Linked DNA regions of Mus musculus: region 2 is linked to region 1. Evidence: chromatin loops called from intact Hi-C (ENCODE). Cell type or tissue: heart. All regions are shown on one strand.

Evidence for each region. A loop is a pair of places that touch in the nucleus more often than their neighbours do. Peaks named below come from ENCODE experiments on the same cell type or tissue, not always from the same donor. Only the 100,000 strongest peaks of a DNase experiment are listed, where the experiment ranks them.
Region 2: it touches region 1 in a loop (5-fold over the local background); 2 of 42 quality-filtered maps call a loop at or near these places.

The regions. Positions count from the first base shown.
Region 1 is chr9:70,079,647-70,087,646 of GRCm38, forward strand. Gm39369 (a long non-coding RNA gene) reads right to left here and starts at 3,399. Exons shown (of 3, transcript XR_870892.2): 1 at 3,251-3,399; 2 at 575-806; 3 at 145-370. In heart, CTCF peaks have their summits at 1,504 (motif pointing left) and 4,658; no DNase peak of the experiment used is centred here.
Region 2 is chr9:69,946,005-69,954,004 of GRCm38, forward strand. No RefSeq gene overlaps it. Among named protein-coding and RNA genes, the nearest start is that of Bnip2, 39 kb to the right of the region's middle. In heart, a CTCF peak has its summit at 3,141 (motif pointing right); no DNase peak of the experiment used is centred here.

The sequences.
Region 1 (8,000 bases):
GTACTCGGGAGGCAGAGGCAGGTGGGTCTCAGAGTTTAAGTCCAGTCTGGTCTACAGAGCAAGTTCCAGACCAGCCAGGGCTACACAGAGAAAACAAGTCTTGAAAAACTGAAAAATTTTTAAAAAAGATATATTCAATATAAGCAGAAATTTATTTAGCAAAGCTAAGCAAAGCAGATACTCCAAAGTTGGATGGCAGTCGGCTGCCCCAAGGCAGGAAGTCGTCCAGGGAGTTCTGCACTGTGGACTGTAGAAGAGTTTTATGGATACTTATGAGGTGGATGATATGATCATGGCGTAAAGTGATCTCTCTTCCTTTCCAAATTGTGGTAGGCCAGATCTCCCTTTTCAGGTCTCTCTTCCCATGAACCTTTTGAAAAGATTACAAAAGGAGGGTACATCAAACCCACAATGCAAGTGATATTATAACCCTGTCGGGTCTTGTGCAGATTCAGTCCCTCTGTTTAGGGCACAGAGGTGAGAGAAAGCCATTCAGAACATTAGGAGACACAGCCACCAACATGCCACTCTCTGTGGTTTTCTTCTGCTACTTCGTGCGTAACTTCCTGCCCACCTGGTATCAGAAGGCGTGAGTCTCACACACAGATGTTCCGCATTCTCCTCTTTGCTTTCTGTAGCTTTCAGAGTCTAAGAAATGCAGACCTGCAGGCATTGCCACCCAGTGCAAGGTTCCAGCACAGGGCTTTCTTCCTAGAAGCTTCCAGAATGTCATAAGTTGTGGTAGGAAACCACAAAGCCTGATGTCCAAGGTCGGGCGTTTAATACCTCTTCAGTTGCTGAATGCCCTGAACCAAGACAGAGATTTATTTTTTCTGTTCTAAAATGGAGACAGTCATTTCTTAGTCACTGGGCTGTGACATGAGATATGTACTTTAGAGTGTCTGACAACACAGATGTCGATCAATTAAAATGAGTAAGTTTGGAGTCACCCAGATGGCTCAGCCCATAAAGCCACTTACTGTCAAATCTAAGGACTGAGCTCAATCCCATGGACCCACATGGTGGAAGGAGGGAACAGACTCCCAAAAGTTGTCCTCTGACCACGCCCCCCAAAGCACTTCTTGTCTCCATCTGCACACAAACAAATCCCAAACAAATAAATGTAATAAAACTTTTTTTTAAATAAATAAACTTAGTTTCTCCATCTGAAAATGAGAACACGGATAGTAACATAGTGAGTGGTGTTGGAAAGACTAACTCTCAGGTCCAAAAGGTTTGTGTCTGTGGTGGCTCACACATTTCTTTATAGCACTTGGGAGGCGGAGGCAGGCAGAGCTCTGTAAGTTGGAGGCCAGCCTGGTCTACAGTTAAATTCAAGGACAGCCAGGGCTACACAGAGAAACCCTGTCTCAAAAAACCAACTGACCAAACAAACAAACAAAACAGTGATTTGTGAATCACAAAGTCTTGTACCTGGACTATCCTTAGGCCATTTGAAGAGCAGTATTTGGTTATTGAAATTTTATTGTATTCTGCCATCTGGTGGTAAACAGTGCTCTGGATTCATTTTTTTTTAAATAGCTGACACAAGGTTCCTGGGTCTTACGAAATCAGATCATGCTATGCTATCTAGATCTTGAAACAGCTATAAGAGGAACCTATGAAACTTTTACATTACATGAATAATATATAAAACAGTTGAAATGCTCCCAAAGCACTTTGGAGGAGTTTGGAGAGCTGCATTCAGTCGTCCCAATAGTTCTACCTTCCTCTTGGAATCTTACCCCCAAATACAGACTCTTCAGAAAGATAATTTAATAATATTAGTTTGTTTTGTTTTGTTCTATTATTTTTAAAAATCACATTTTTAAAAGTATTTTATTTTTATGTGTTCTATTTTTTTTATCACATTTTTTAAAGAATTTATTTTATTTTTAAAAATATATTCATTTTTATTCATTTGTATGAGTGTCTTGTCTGCATGCGTGTCTGGGCACCGAGTGCATGTCTAGTGCCTTTGGAGGCCAAAAGAGGCCACTGAGTCCCCTAGAACTTGAGTCACAGGGAATCATGAGCCACCATGTGAGTGCAGAGAACTGAACCCCAGTTCTCAGCAAGAGCGGCAAGTCTTAACTACTGAGCATCTTTCCAGCGCTGGTTTATTTTACTTGTGTGTATGTATCCGAGTGTATGCCATCTTCAATGACCAGAAGGAGGTAGGCTCTCCTGGATCCCGCTGGAGTCACAGCACGTGTGAGACGCTTAATGTGGGTGCTGGGAGCTGAATTTGAGTACTCTCAACCACTGAGCCATCTCTCCAGCCTCCTGAATTACATCTCTCTATTTATTTTGTGTGTATGTGTGTGGGTTTGCATGTGTCATGATGATTCATCTGTGGAGGTCAGAGGATGGTTTGCTGGGGTTGGCTCTTTTCTTCTACCATGTGGGTCCTGGGGATCAAACTCAGGTAGACAGGCTTGGCAGCAGGCACATTTACCTGCAGAGCCATCCCACCACATCCAGTATGTATGTACACACACACACACACACATGCGCGCGCGCACGCATATTTACAAAAATTGTGTGTGAGTGTGTGCCTATTTGTTTATATGAGCACTAATTGCTTGTGGGTGCCTGTGGAGGCCACAGAGGGAATTGGACCCCCCTGGAAATTAGTGTTACAAGCAGTTGTGAGTTGCTGGGAACCAAATATGGGCCCTCTGCAAGAGAAGCAAGCATTCTTTTTGTTTGTTTGTTTGTTTGTTTGTTTTGTTTGTTTGTTTTGTTTTTTCGAGACAGGGCTTCTCTGCATTCTTAAACATTTCAATGCGGGGCCTGAAAGCTGTAGAACCTGTAGGAGCCAGTCCAGAGCAAGGGCGGAGTCGAGATGCGTCTAACCCCCACCCCCACCCCAACTGAGACCGGAAGGAGTAGGACTGCTTCTTCCCTGCTCCAGGCTTGCATGTCCCTGCGCACGCAGTCTTACGCACGACCCCCCACCTCCACCACCCTTGAGAGGTCATGTAGCCTGGTGGCCAGATTACCAGTGAAACTTCCTCTCTCATAAGGACACGTCTATCGAGCATCTGGAATTCCTCTTCACGTAAACCAGACATCCCCAGCAGCTCGACACCAGCCAATAATGTATACTCACCCCGAAAACCACTATTCACCAAGGTTTATATAGCCCTTGTTACCCCCAATAAAGGAGAGCTGTTTCACTGAAAACTGTCTCCAGAGAAAGCTGTTTCTCCTGCACTCACGCAGACCGAGATCCTGTCTAACCCACCAGCCGACTAAGCTGCATTTCTTCCGGTCCAGCCTAGTGTGCAGCAGGGCCTGGGTAACGCGAGGGAAAAAGCAGAGCTGGCTGGCATCAATACATTCTCTCTCTTCATCGTCTTCCAGGGTTTGTACATGACTTCTCCTTTCCTCTCCTTTCCCTTCCTCTAACTCCACCCCCACCCCCACCCCCCACCCCCGGCGCTGGTTAATATTGGCAGTTAGGTAAGTTTACAATCTGCTAGGTTACGAGCCTCTGGTGCTGTTTGTGAGGGATTTTCTAGGTTAAGTAAATCCAGGTGGGAAGAGACACCCTAAGCGTGGCTGGCACATCTCCACGGGCTAGGGTCAGGGACTGAATAAAAACCAAGCTGAGCACCAACGTTCACACACACACACACACACACACACACACACACACACACACACACCCCCGCTTCCTCCTTACTGCAGATGCAGTGTGACCAGCAGCCTCGGGCATCGGCCGCCATGATACTGTGCACCTTTACGGACTGGCTGTGCTTGAACTGCGAACCCAAGTAAACCTCCCCATCTTAAGTTGCTTCTGTTGGGTATTTTGTCAGAGCCACGAATCAAGTAACTAATGCAGTTTAATTAATATTTGTCGTTGGTAAGCAAAGGAATGGATATCATTGTGACGTTTTCATACATCTGCGTCAATATAATCCATTATAATCAAATTCCTTTGCCTCTCCCACCAGCATCCCTGGATCTTCGGCTCCCTCTAGCTGATCCCCACTCCCTCAACAGTCTCCACTTCTATGTTCCTGTCACACACACAGTCCATTACCGGCCCCCAAAAGTCTCCCCATCTTAAAGGTTCTCTCTTCCTTATGTCTTACGATCTTCTTTCTTATTTATTTATTTATTTATTTATTTATTTATTACCGTTGTGTTTGTGCCACAGTGTGTTGGAGTCAGTTCTCACCTTCTACCTTTTATTTGGGTTCGAGGTATGAAACTCAGTTGGGAGAGTTTGTGCAGGAAGGGCCTCCTTAGCCCTCACCTTCTGTGCTCCCCGACTTCTAGTTTTAGGACACACACACACACACACACACACACACACACGTTGTTTTCTTCCAAAAAGTTTACCACCTCCTGCCTGGCCTGGTATTCACTAGTTTGTTTTCTATAACCACCCACCTCCTGTGAGATTCACAGCTCTGTAAGGGGAACTGTTAGTCTGCAGAGCTGGTACTGTCCATAATATAGCGACATCCAGTTTCCTGTACTGCATACTTCCTGGCCCGCTTCTGACTTCTCTGCCATTAGTTTGTTGTTCCAGAGAGAGTTGCGCCCAGCGATTCTTCCAGGCCCCTTCCTTGAGGCAGTAATCAATGGACGCTTTGCTTCTGGGCTCTCCGAATGCAGATTCCTTAGCAGTTCCCATTCTTGCCGTGTGGGGGCAGCAAACACATTTACTTCTCACTCCTCCAAATCCTACAGGTGTCACAGTTCATTGGGATCTTTGTGGTCCAACCTAGTCTCCAGAAAAACTAAATCCAAAGTTATCGAGTAAACAAAGAACGGTAGTTAGGCATAAAAACAGACCAGCGTCTATCCAAACCGGTCAGATATGCCCAAGACAACCTAATCATAATTACTGATTGCTGTACTTAGCCCCAGATTACCACAGAGCTGGGCAGGTCAGGGTTGGTGTAAGAGGCCCTGAACTCAATGCAAAATGCAAAGGAGCCAGATGTCTCAGTCATCAAGCTAAATAACACTGGGCTAAAATGTGTCTAAAATTAAAACCAATCAATAAAATAGCCAGTATTTATAAATTGTTGCGTCAGAGTGTAAAGAAAGGCCTCAGATGACAGACTTTACATATGTATTGAAAAAATATAAAAGCAAAATTCTAGGCCTTTAGGCCCAGGCTTGGGAATGTGACCTCTGTGACTCAATGCTCCAAGGTATGATAATCATAAAACAGATAGACGACGTTCCTCCACCCACCTGCTTCCAGGGTTCAAAGAGTGTTCATTTAAAGAAAGTCACCCTAACCATTGGGGGGGGGACACCCGTTATGCAAATGTGCTATTGTTAGGGGCTCTTAGAAACTGTCTTGAGAGATAACCTGCACAATTACCAGGTATTCCTTGTGACTCTTGTGACTTTGCACTTCCTTGTGACTCTTAACTGGTATCTTGGGTATTTTCCAACAAAGCCCTCCCCACTTCCTTGAGTTGTGGTTTCTTCCTTTAAATACCCACTTACCCAGCTACTCGGGGTGCCACGGTCCTCTACCCCTGCATGGTGTATGACCGTGGGCCCGAGAGCACTCTTGAATTAAAAGTGCTCTTGCAGTTTGCAGCAAGACCGTTTCTCGTGAGTGATTTGGGGTGTCGCCTCTCCTGAGTCAGAACGTGGGGGAGTCCTCACGTTGTGGGTCTTTCAGTATAATGTGTATGAGTGTTTTGTCTGCAGGAATATCTGTGTACCAAAAGTGTATTCTTAATGCTGAACCACCTCTCCAGACCCTGGCCCTTACTTATGATCTGTGTGTGTGTGTGTGTGTGTGTGTGTGTGTGTGTGTGTTTGTGTCATATGCATGAATTACTATACACTAACTGTACAAACCAGTCTGTATCATGAAGTTTTCATGGGTATATAGAATATACTTTATTTATATCCATCCTTCTTTCAACAAGGCTGACCAGGGTCATATGGAATCTCAATGTACTTTTAATTTGCATGTCTCTGGTGGCTAACTGTGGCTATGAACATTTTTCATGACTTTTAACAGCCATTTTTTTTGTACTTATCTTGAAAATTCTATTGAATTTGTTTGATTGATTGGATTACTTGTTCTTTGGGCATTTAAATTTTTTAGTTCATAATTTTCTAAATATTAACTCCCTGTCACATGAATAGTTGACAGGAAAAAAATTTGTCTTATTCTTCAGGCTCCTGACTCTAGTAATTGATTCCCTTATGTACCTATTTCTAACTTGACACAATATCATCTGTCAATAATTTGTTTCTTTTTTATTTACTTACTTATTAATTTTTAGACAAGTTCTCACCACGCACCTCCATCTGGCCTGGAACTTACTTTGTAGAATAGACTTGTCTCAAACTACAGAGGTTCCCCTACCTCTGCCTAATTTGTTCTGGGATTATTGTGTGAAGGATGACATAGGAATTTTGATGAAAATTGCGTTGAACCAATAAGTACCTGGCCTTTTAAAAAACGTTTCCTCTTTTTGGGGGCCAGGTTTAGTAGCAAACATTCACTGGTGGTGAGTTTTTGGCAACTTGATACAAACCAGACTCACTTGGGAAGAAAGAAAGTCATCCCATTATCTAAACAGCAGGTCTGTGCAGCATGATTGATGATGGATGTGGGAGGTTCCTGCTTACTGTGGGTAGAGCCACCCCACCCCTCCGCAGAGTTCCCAGGCTGTATAAAAGAGCAAGCGGGGCAAACTGCTGGAAGCAAGCCAGTAAGCAGCACCTCTCCCTTGGGGGTCTCTGCTTCAGTTCCTGTCCTGATTTCCTTGGGCCATGGAGCACGACCTGAGAGTTGTAAGCTGACACAAACCCTTTCCTCACCACCACATCGTTTATGGCCGTGGTGTTTTACCACATCGTTGCTCAGCGTTGTTCAAGCTTGCTTCTGCAGTTCAGGATCATTTGTGTTTCCGTGTGGATTTTGTATTTTTTTCTACTTCTGTTTAGAATAACATAGGAACTTTGATGGAAATTGCGTTGAATCAATAAGCTGTTTTGTAGCACGACTTCTTTCAATTTTTTTTTTTTTTTTTTTTTTTTTTTTTTTTTGGTTTTTCGTGACAGGGTTTCTCTGTATAGCCCTGGCTGTCCTGGAACTCACTTTGTAGACCAGGCTGGCCTCGAACTCAGAAATCCGCCTGCTTCTGCCTCCCAAGTGCTGAAATTAAAGGCATGCACCACCACGCCCGGAGACTTCTTTCAAATCTTAAGTCTGCCAATTCATGAACATGGGAGATCTTTATACCTTCTAGTATCTTCTTTGATGTTCTACCAAAAGGAGTTATATCCCTTATCTTTGGCATAAAAGATATATAGCTACCGAGCTGGAGAGATGGCTCAGCGGTTAAGAGCACTTCCAGAGGACCTGGGTTCAATCCCCAGCACCTACATAGCAGCTCACAACTGTCTGTAACGCCAAGATCTGACAGCCTCACACAGACACACACAAAGGCAAAATACCAGTGCAGATAAAAATAGATAAATTATAATAAATAAATAAGAGACGTGGCCACCTGTGGTGCCTATTAGCATAGCAAACCTCATGCTGGTTTCCAAGCAGCTCTTGGAGTCTTTAGTGTCACAGTCCCTGTTATACATTTCAAAGTTCAGGCTCCCATGCCAGTCCTTCTCACCTCCTCCTGGACCCTCCCTCCCTCCAGTTCATGGCTTCCCTCCCCAGATCCTCTGTTCTCCCTAGAACTCTGCAATTCTTGCTATGCTTTTTCTCTGTGTTCAGCTCCTGCCTCTCACACTCTGTTCTCTCTGGTTCTCTGGTCTCTTACGGTCTTCCCTCTCTCACAGAACCCTGGTCCTGTCCGTTCTACTCCTTTCTCTCTGATCTAGATTTTTCCAGATGCCTGTGGCTGGCCTCATCTCATATCCACAACAAAAGCCTTCCCCTTAGCCGAGCCAAGGAGTGGTCTAGTCATCAGTGTATATAAAACCCATAGTGGGAGGAGACAGCTGGCTCCTGCAGGTTTCCTCTGACCTCTGTATGT
Region 2 (8,000 bases), 130 kb before region 1:
AAGAAGACAGCAGAAAAACACTGGGCTCTGCCAACCCCTTGTTAATCAATGAGCCCACAACAAATCACAGATGAAGCCCGTGACACATCAATTACACTAATAACTGAAGGAATCTACGGGAAGTGGTAATCAGGCGCAGGTCCTGGGGGAGTCACCTCCACAAACCTCCACAAACTGGTGAGGCCTGGACACTTAGCTATTTACTGGTCCAACTGTGGGCTGATGGCTTAGAAGTGAGCTGGTAACTGCAGGGGGAGAAATGCTGCATACCAACACTAGTCTGAAGAGAGATTCTGAGATGTATTTGGACTGGACATGCTGTTTGCTTTATGACAGCTCTAAATAACTGTTCTTCACACAGCTTAATTATGGTAAAGAGCAATGACTCTGAAGTGAGAAACTTTCCTCTATTTCTGCCATGAATGAACCATATACTTGGCTAACTAACCTGGACACTTAGTGTCTCAATTTCTTCACCTGCTACACAGATATTATTACACATGACCTCCCATTCCATGGAATGACTATCTGAGAAGATAGAAGATATAGATAGATAGATAGATAGATAGATAGATAGATAGATAGATAGATAGATAGGCAGATGATGAGAGAGAGAGAGGGATGGATGGATGGATGGATAGATGGATAGATGGATAGATGGATAGGTAGGCAGGCAGACAGCATATAGATAGAAATATGTATGATAGATGTATCATGTATGAGATATGTATAGATGATAATACATACATAGATAATTGGTGATATATATATGAACATGATATATAAATAGTTGATAGGTTGAGACAAATGCTGGAAGATGATAGATACAAGTATTCATAGGTGATTGATGATAGATATATAGATAGGTAGATAATGCATAAATGGCAGATGATGACACATATACACATTGATGGTAGATAACATATAGATGGATAGACAGGTGATTGATGATAGATGATTAATAGGAAGATGATAGATACTCAGATGATACACAGAAGACACATACATACATACATACATACTTACACACACACACACAAAACCATAGATAGAGATATAGAGTATACAAAAGGGTCAATAAATATATAAATTTATGGATGATTATGTTTCCATATGAGGTGTCATTAGCCATCACCGGCTGACAGACTTTCAGTGTGTAATGTTTCATTTCTTTCCAGACACCACTTTGGAAAATAGAAGACAGAAGTGAGAGACCCACATGGAAATATCCAACCAAGGATGCTTTATATCCACCACCAAGGATCAAGTTCAGCCAAGGGTAACACAGTAGTGATTCCAAACCTGTTCTCCAGGCTTCTGACCTTGTTCTTCTTTGCTGCTTCTGACTGATAGAAGGTGGCTTACGACAGAAACTCATTTTGGCTGACAAAGGAGAAAGTGAGTCTATTTAAAAAGAAAGAAAGAAAGAAAGAAAGAAAGAAAGAAAGAAAGAAAGAAAGAAAGAAAGAAAGAAAGCACCTTATACCCAGAGATAATGGTGGTCTTACCTTTCCCTCATCAAAGAAATGTCTCTGCAACAGATAGAGACCATTAAAACAAAACAAACCCCACAGCTGATCAAACAGCAGAGAGCGAGTGATGGTGGGGTGCCCAGTCCCAAATGATACACCCACAATACAACTCCTGCAGAGAAGGCTCCAGGATCATAGAGGAAGAGAGAGCACAAGGAAAGAGCATAAGAGCCAGAGGAACAGGGAGGTTGCTGTGATGCTGTGGCTGCTAGAAATGTCAGAGTAACTACACCCCTAAAGTCTCATAAGTGTGGCTGTCTAAACTAGACCAAACAAAAACAACATCAGCAGACATACTAACCCAGAAGAGGAAAATCTCATGGGGCCTTGACCCTAGACAAAGAACACAGGCTTACAAGGGATGCTGAGAGTGAGAGAAATAGTCTTCCCCAGGGAAGAGAACCCCAGTTGGTTATCCAATGCCAGAAGTCAGCCCTGGAAACATACATACAAGTGTATGGACTGAACAGTATTTATGAGGAGGTACACACACACACACACACACACACACACACACACACGCAATCAAAGAAAACGAAGCTATCAAATTGAGGGACAATAATAGGATATGCGGAAGGGGTTAGAGGGAGAAAAGGGAGAGGAAATGTAAATATATTTTAACTTCAAAATATAGGAATTATATATACCTATGTACACACACATACACATACATATGTATATGATATTGCCATGTCAATTTATCCAGGAGGTCTTCACACTGTAATGTGGAAGATTTGGGGGAATGGGGATATTGACTGCTGACAAATGAAGATTATTTACTACAGAAGTATTTGTAAAAGGGAAAGGTTCCATTTACAATGGAGTGACGCTCCTGACAAAGTGACCAAACTCAGTGCCATTAACAGCAGGATGCCTCAGTAATATATCATGTGTGCAACTCCTTTATGGAATATGCTCATCCAAAACATACTAACTTGAATTTCATCAGGCATCCACCCCTAATTTTAGTCTTACAGAGAATACAAGGAAGGAGAATAAAGTTCAAAGCACCCAGAGGGATTTCTAATATGAAGAGTATATAATGGTTTGCCTTCAAATAGTCAACACTATGAGTAAATGTTTAAAAGCTAGAAATAGGGGCTGGAGAGATGACTCAGATGCTAAGACCACAGGCTGCTCTTCAGAGGACCTGGGTTTGCTTCCCAGTATCCACGTGGATGCCCACAAGTATTTGTAATTCCAGTTCCAAGGGATCTTACAGCCTCTTTGGGCCTCCACAGGCACTGTACAGACATACATGCAGACACACAAACTCATACACACACCAAAAATAAGTCTTTAAAAATAAAAACTAGACATGTCTCAAAGAGACAGAACTGCAAACAAGCACAGATTGGATCTTGTTTCAGACATAGATAGATAGATAGATAGATAGATAGATAGATAGATAGATAGATAGATATTGCTTGAATCATAAGCAGGAAGATCCAAGTTTGATCCAAGCATCCAAATCAATCAAACAAACAAACAAACGAACAACCTCTGGGTAATGCTGTGCACCTGTGATCCCAGCACAAGGGAAACAGGGACAGGTGAGTCCCTGGAGCCTGGTGGACAGCAGCTTTCAGACAGTACTTCCTGCTCCAGGCCAGCAGGAGGCGCTGTCTGAAAGGGATGGTGTTCTGATTCACAAGGTTGGCCTCTAGGTTCCACATACAGGCAGGCAGACACAAGTGCCTTGAAAAAGGTATCTTCTGGCTGGGAGAATGCAGTATGGACAGCACTTGCCAGGTGCTGGGATAGAATGGTTGTTTTAGGCCTGATTGCAGACTCACAGTTTGTGGAGATTACCTGAGGAGGAGGTACCTGCCGAATCCTTTAGGAATAATGTGCCAGAAGTCAACAGCTCTCAGACACACAACTTTCAAGAGGTAAAATACAAAACAAACAGCACACACATGCAGGGAAGGAAAACAGCATGAGGCTGGCAACTGTTGAAGCTAGCGATGCATAGCTGAAGTGTTCTTCACTGCAGTGGGTTGGCCTGATGCTGCTTGTATTCTAATACTAACATTGGGTCCCCAAAAACTGGTTGTCCCAGAGAGATTAGAGTCAACACTTAGACCCAAATGACACTGTGTGACCTTGCCCAAGAGTTATTTTTGATTGGTAAATAAAGATGCTGACAGCCAATAGCTAGGCAGACAAGACGTAGGAGGGGTTTAGGGTTCCTGAGTTTGGGAGTAGGAAGAGAACCACAAAGGGAAAAGAAGGTGAAGGGGGAGAGAGAAGGCACCGTGGGTTAGGTGAGTCATGAAAACATGGCCCTGGAAGGCACCATGGGTTAGGTGAGTCATGAAAACATGGCCCTGAGGGCTGACCAATTGGAGTTAAGAGCAGTCCAAATGAAACATAATAAGTAATGACTCAGGGTTATCGATAGGAAAGTAGATTCTAATAGCATAAAGGGTAGATATCTGCCTAGCTCTTGTGCCGTCTGAGCCTTTTTGTAAATATAAAGGTTGTGTGAGTGTTTTTCCAGGAACTGAGTGATAAGGCTGGGTGGAAACCCCAGGTCAGCATAAAATAATTTCTACAATACTTCACAGAGAAGAGACACCTGGTAGCTTACAAAGTTGGCAAAAAGCTGTTCTGGGGTCAGAATTTCAAATGACACACCAATGGCTAGAGCAGAGCTCGCCATTGTTGCCACCCTGACCGTGGAGGCACAGTGTCTTCTCAGGGCCCAGAGAGAGAGAGAGAGACAGAGAGAGAGACAGAGACAGAGACAGAAACAGAGACAAAAAGAGAGAGTTAGGTGGTACAGGATTTAATCCCAGCATTCCGGAAGCAGAGGCAGGCAAGGCAGGCAAAGCTCTGAGTTCAAGGCCACCCTGGTCTACAGAGCTAGTTTCAGGACAGTCAGGGCTACACAGAGAAACCCTGCCTTGAAAAACAAACAGAACAAAAACAAAACAAAAAATTGTTTGTTTGTGTCCATGTGTGGAGTGTGTGTGTGTGTGTGTACCTGTGCATACAAGTACACGTGCATGCGGAAGCCAGAGGTAGACATTAGGTGTCTTGTTCATTCATTCTCCTCTCTATATATATATTATGTATTATAATGATACATAATTTAATATATAATATAATATATACATTGACCCAGGGATGATCCCTGAGCCCTATGCTCATTGATTGGCTAAACTGGCTGGCCAGCAGGATCCAAGAATCTGCCTCCGTGTTCCCTCCCCAACTCTTTGATGCTTTCCTGGATGAGGCTAGCAAAAGATGGCCAGGTAGTACTTGGTAAGACAGGTGTCAGCTACTCGGTAAAGTAACAGAAGTGAGGCCCACGCCCCTTCCAATCTATAGACTGTATAACTATAGAATATTTCAAGATAAGATGAATTGTTGAATTATATTCTATATATACACATATATAGTTGATGTGTAGCAATTCTTTAATGTTGCTTTCTGAGGACAGAAGTTTATTTACAGAACAATGCTAGCATCTATTGATTTGGGCATATTGGCTTGTTTGATGACAAGGTACTCTCTTAGTTGTTGTCTGTGAAAATGCCTGGAGGCCTTCAGGCTTGTGTGTCCATAAATTGAAATATATTGTGATTATTATTGTTCATGATGGTTCACAAATACACTCTCTTTCGTCGGAATACATAATCAAGACATTGCAAGGGGAAATTTGTTAAAGTAATTCATGTTTTATCCATTGAAAATCTAAGAGGGTCATGATGCTTTCCTGGCGGTTGGTGAGAAATGCAAACCCAACTGATCGAATATTAATATCCATTAGCACATTTTATATTGATAAATTCAGGAAAGAAAAATCAGTATTCTCTCAGAGACTGCTGAAAAGTGGCTTTGACCCCTTCATCTGTCATCATTATGGGGAAGAGCCCGAGCCCCCAATGTATCATTTGTTTATGACAGTAAACACAACAAAGAAAGTGCCTGCGGTGACAGCATGGCTGCTGGCCCTCTGTTGTGTTCCCTGTCCTGCCGGGGATTCATATCACCAAACACTGAGATGTCCAAGCTGCAGACCCAGTAGACTTCCCTAATGCCTTCCTCTACTGCATCCCTGCCCAGCATCCACACCTCTCCAGCACCGTCAATATCTTAAATCCATTTATTTCTCTCCATTTTCCTCACTAGCAATCATACCTGAACTATAAACATTTCCCTTACTTGGTAACAGCCTCCAATTGGCCTGTCTCAGGCCACTTCTGTCTGTTGGTGAAGGATCAGCCTGTGTGGCTCTCTGTACTTGTCTCCCCAGTCCCATTTCAATTTTTTTTAAATGAATTCCAACCCCATTCACAATAGAATCCCTTAGCATGGCCTAAGCACCATTGTGTAACTCCTCTCCTCTTCATTGGCTTCCCAGCCTCACCCTGCATCTTCCTCCCTTGCCTGGTTGCAATTGCCATGTCTCAGACTCAGTATTTCTTTTTCCCCAAGCCCCATCCTTAATCCTGTACATGGATCGACATTTCTGCTCGGTGTTCGTGCCTTTCCCAGCCATTCTTGAAGCATGTCCTTCACCAAGTACAAAGTAGAGGTGGTGACCCCCCCCTCTGTGTGTGTGTGTGTGTGTGTGTGTGTCTGGCTGGTTGGCTGTGTTCCCTGCAGAAGGGTGCATGTGTGCATGCTTATATGAGGGGTGGGGTGGCAGAGGACAACCACGGTGCCATTGCTCAGTACCACCCACGATTTTTTTCTTTTGTTTTGAGATAGGGTCTTTCCTCGTCCTGAAGCTTACTAATGGGGCTGGGTTTTCGGGTCAGTGAGCTCCAGGATCTGCCTGTCTCTGCCTCCCAGTCATAGGGTTACAGTACACACCCAGCTTTTATGTGTGTTCTGGGCCCTTCATTGGCTGAGCCCATCTCCAGACCCTCTTTCCCTTCTGTCTTTCTTCTGCATCCCGCAGTTTGGAGAAGCGTAAGTAGTCCTGGGACTTTTCTGCTTGGGTCAGACAGCACCACAAGACAGAGGCAGCTGTTTGGCAACCTGTGCATCTTCTCCTCATCACTCAGAGGCCACATGTGCACTGAGTGTGCATTCATCAAGCCAAACAATGTATGAGCTGATAGATGAGTGTAAAAGACCACACTATAGTCATAGAGAAGTGGGAAAGTGAGAAGACCAAGAGCTCACTGGGCTGGACTCGCGGGTTGTTTTGTTTTTTTTAACCATGGTTTTTAGGTGTTTTTGTTTAATTTATATGTTTGGTTGGTTGGTTGGTTTTGCTATTGTTATTGGTTGGTTGGCTGGCTGGGTTGGTTTTTTGTTTTGTTTTGTTTTTTGTTTTGTTTTGTTTTGAGGTTATCATTCAATTACATTCTCTCTTCCTTTTTATTCCTCCTATAAACCCTTCCTGGATCTCCTTCAAATGCATGGCCTCTTTTTTTAGTAAAAATTTGTTATTGCATACATATATGTGTATACACATATACCTGTTCTGTTCATGTAATGTCATCTGAATGTATGCTTTCAGGGCTGACCATCTGACACTGGGCAACCAATCAATTGATAAGTCCATCCAGGTTCCTTTCTTGTTTTAATTATGTGTCTCTGTGTGGCTGTCACTTGGGTGCTGGTGCCCACAGAGGCCAGAAGAGAATTCCTGGTTCCCTGGAGCTGGAGTTACAGGAAGTTGAGACCTGCCTGACATGGGTTCTGGGAACCAAACTTGGGTCCTCTGTGAGAGAAATTCACCATCTTGAGTGTTGAGTCATCTCTCCAGCCCCTGGCCCCGTGAGTTTGACACTGTCTTTAGACTAGTATTTAAAAACAAAGTCTTGAATGTGGGTTGAGCTGTCTTTTCCCTGGATGGGAGGCTGGACTTTTCAATACACATCGAGAGAGATCCAGAGTCATGACAAGTGTGCCCCAGGGAGCAACAGAACCTAACCTGCAAATCTTACCGAGATCTCAATCCAAACTCAGAGCTCTGTGGTGAAAATTCACACTGCCACCTCTCTGGACTGCACTCGGCTTTCCTAAATGAGATTTTATGGGAACTGATTGTGATTAGATAAATGGGGACTTCACTAATGTATGATCCAATTTTCAATTACATCGCAGGTACAATAATTTACGTCTCTTGTTTGATGGTGTGATATTTATGCGGCAGGCTCTGCATGAGGTATGGTGGCTGTTTACATAATGATCCTGCTTCTCTCTCTGCAAAGGTCTGGTTTTCAATTTTCCCTTTTGTGCTGTCAGGTATTGTCCTTCCAAGGTAAACACTGTATATCACAGGATGTGCAGGTGAGGAATGTCAATAAAGTAATAATCTAGATGGGTTTTAATAATTCTTATTTATGCCACTGGATTAGCTAATAGAATAGTTTGCCTTTCATGAAATGTTGGAATAAAAATGTCCCTAAAATTATAGTAAATCTGTGATCTGTTGGCTCTATGACAGCGCACCATTGAATACCAAAAGTGAACTTTTATCAAATATATTTGACCATTAAT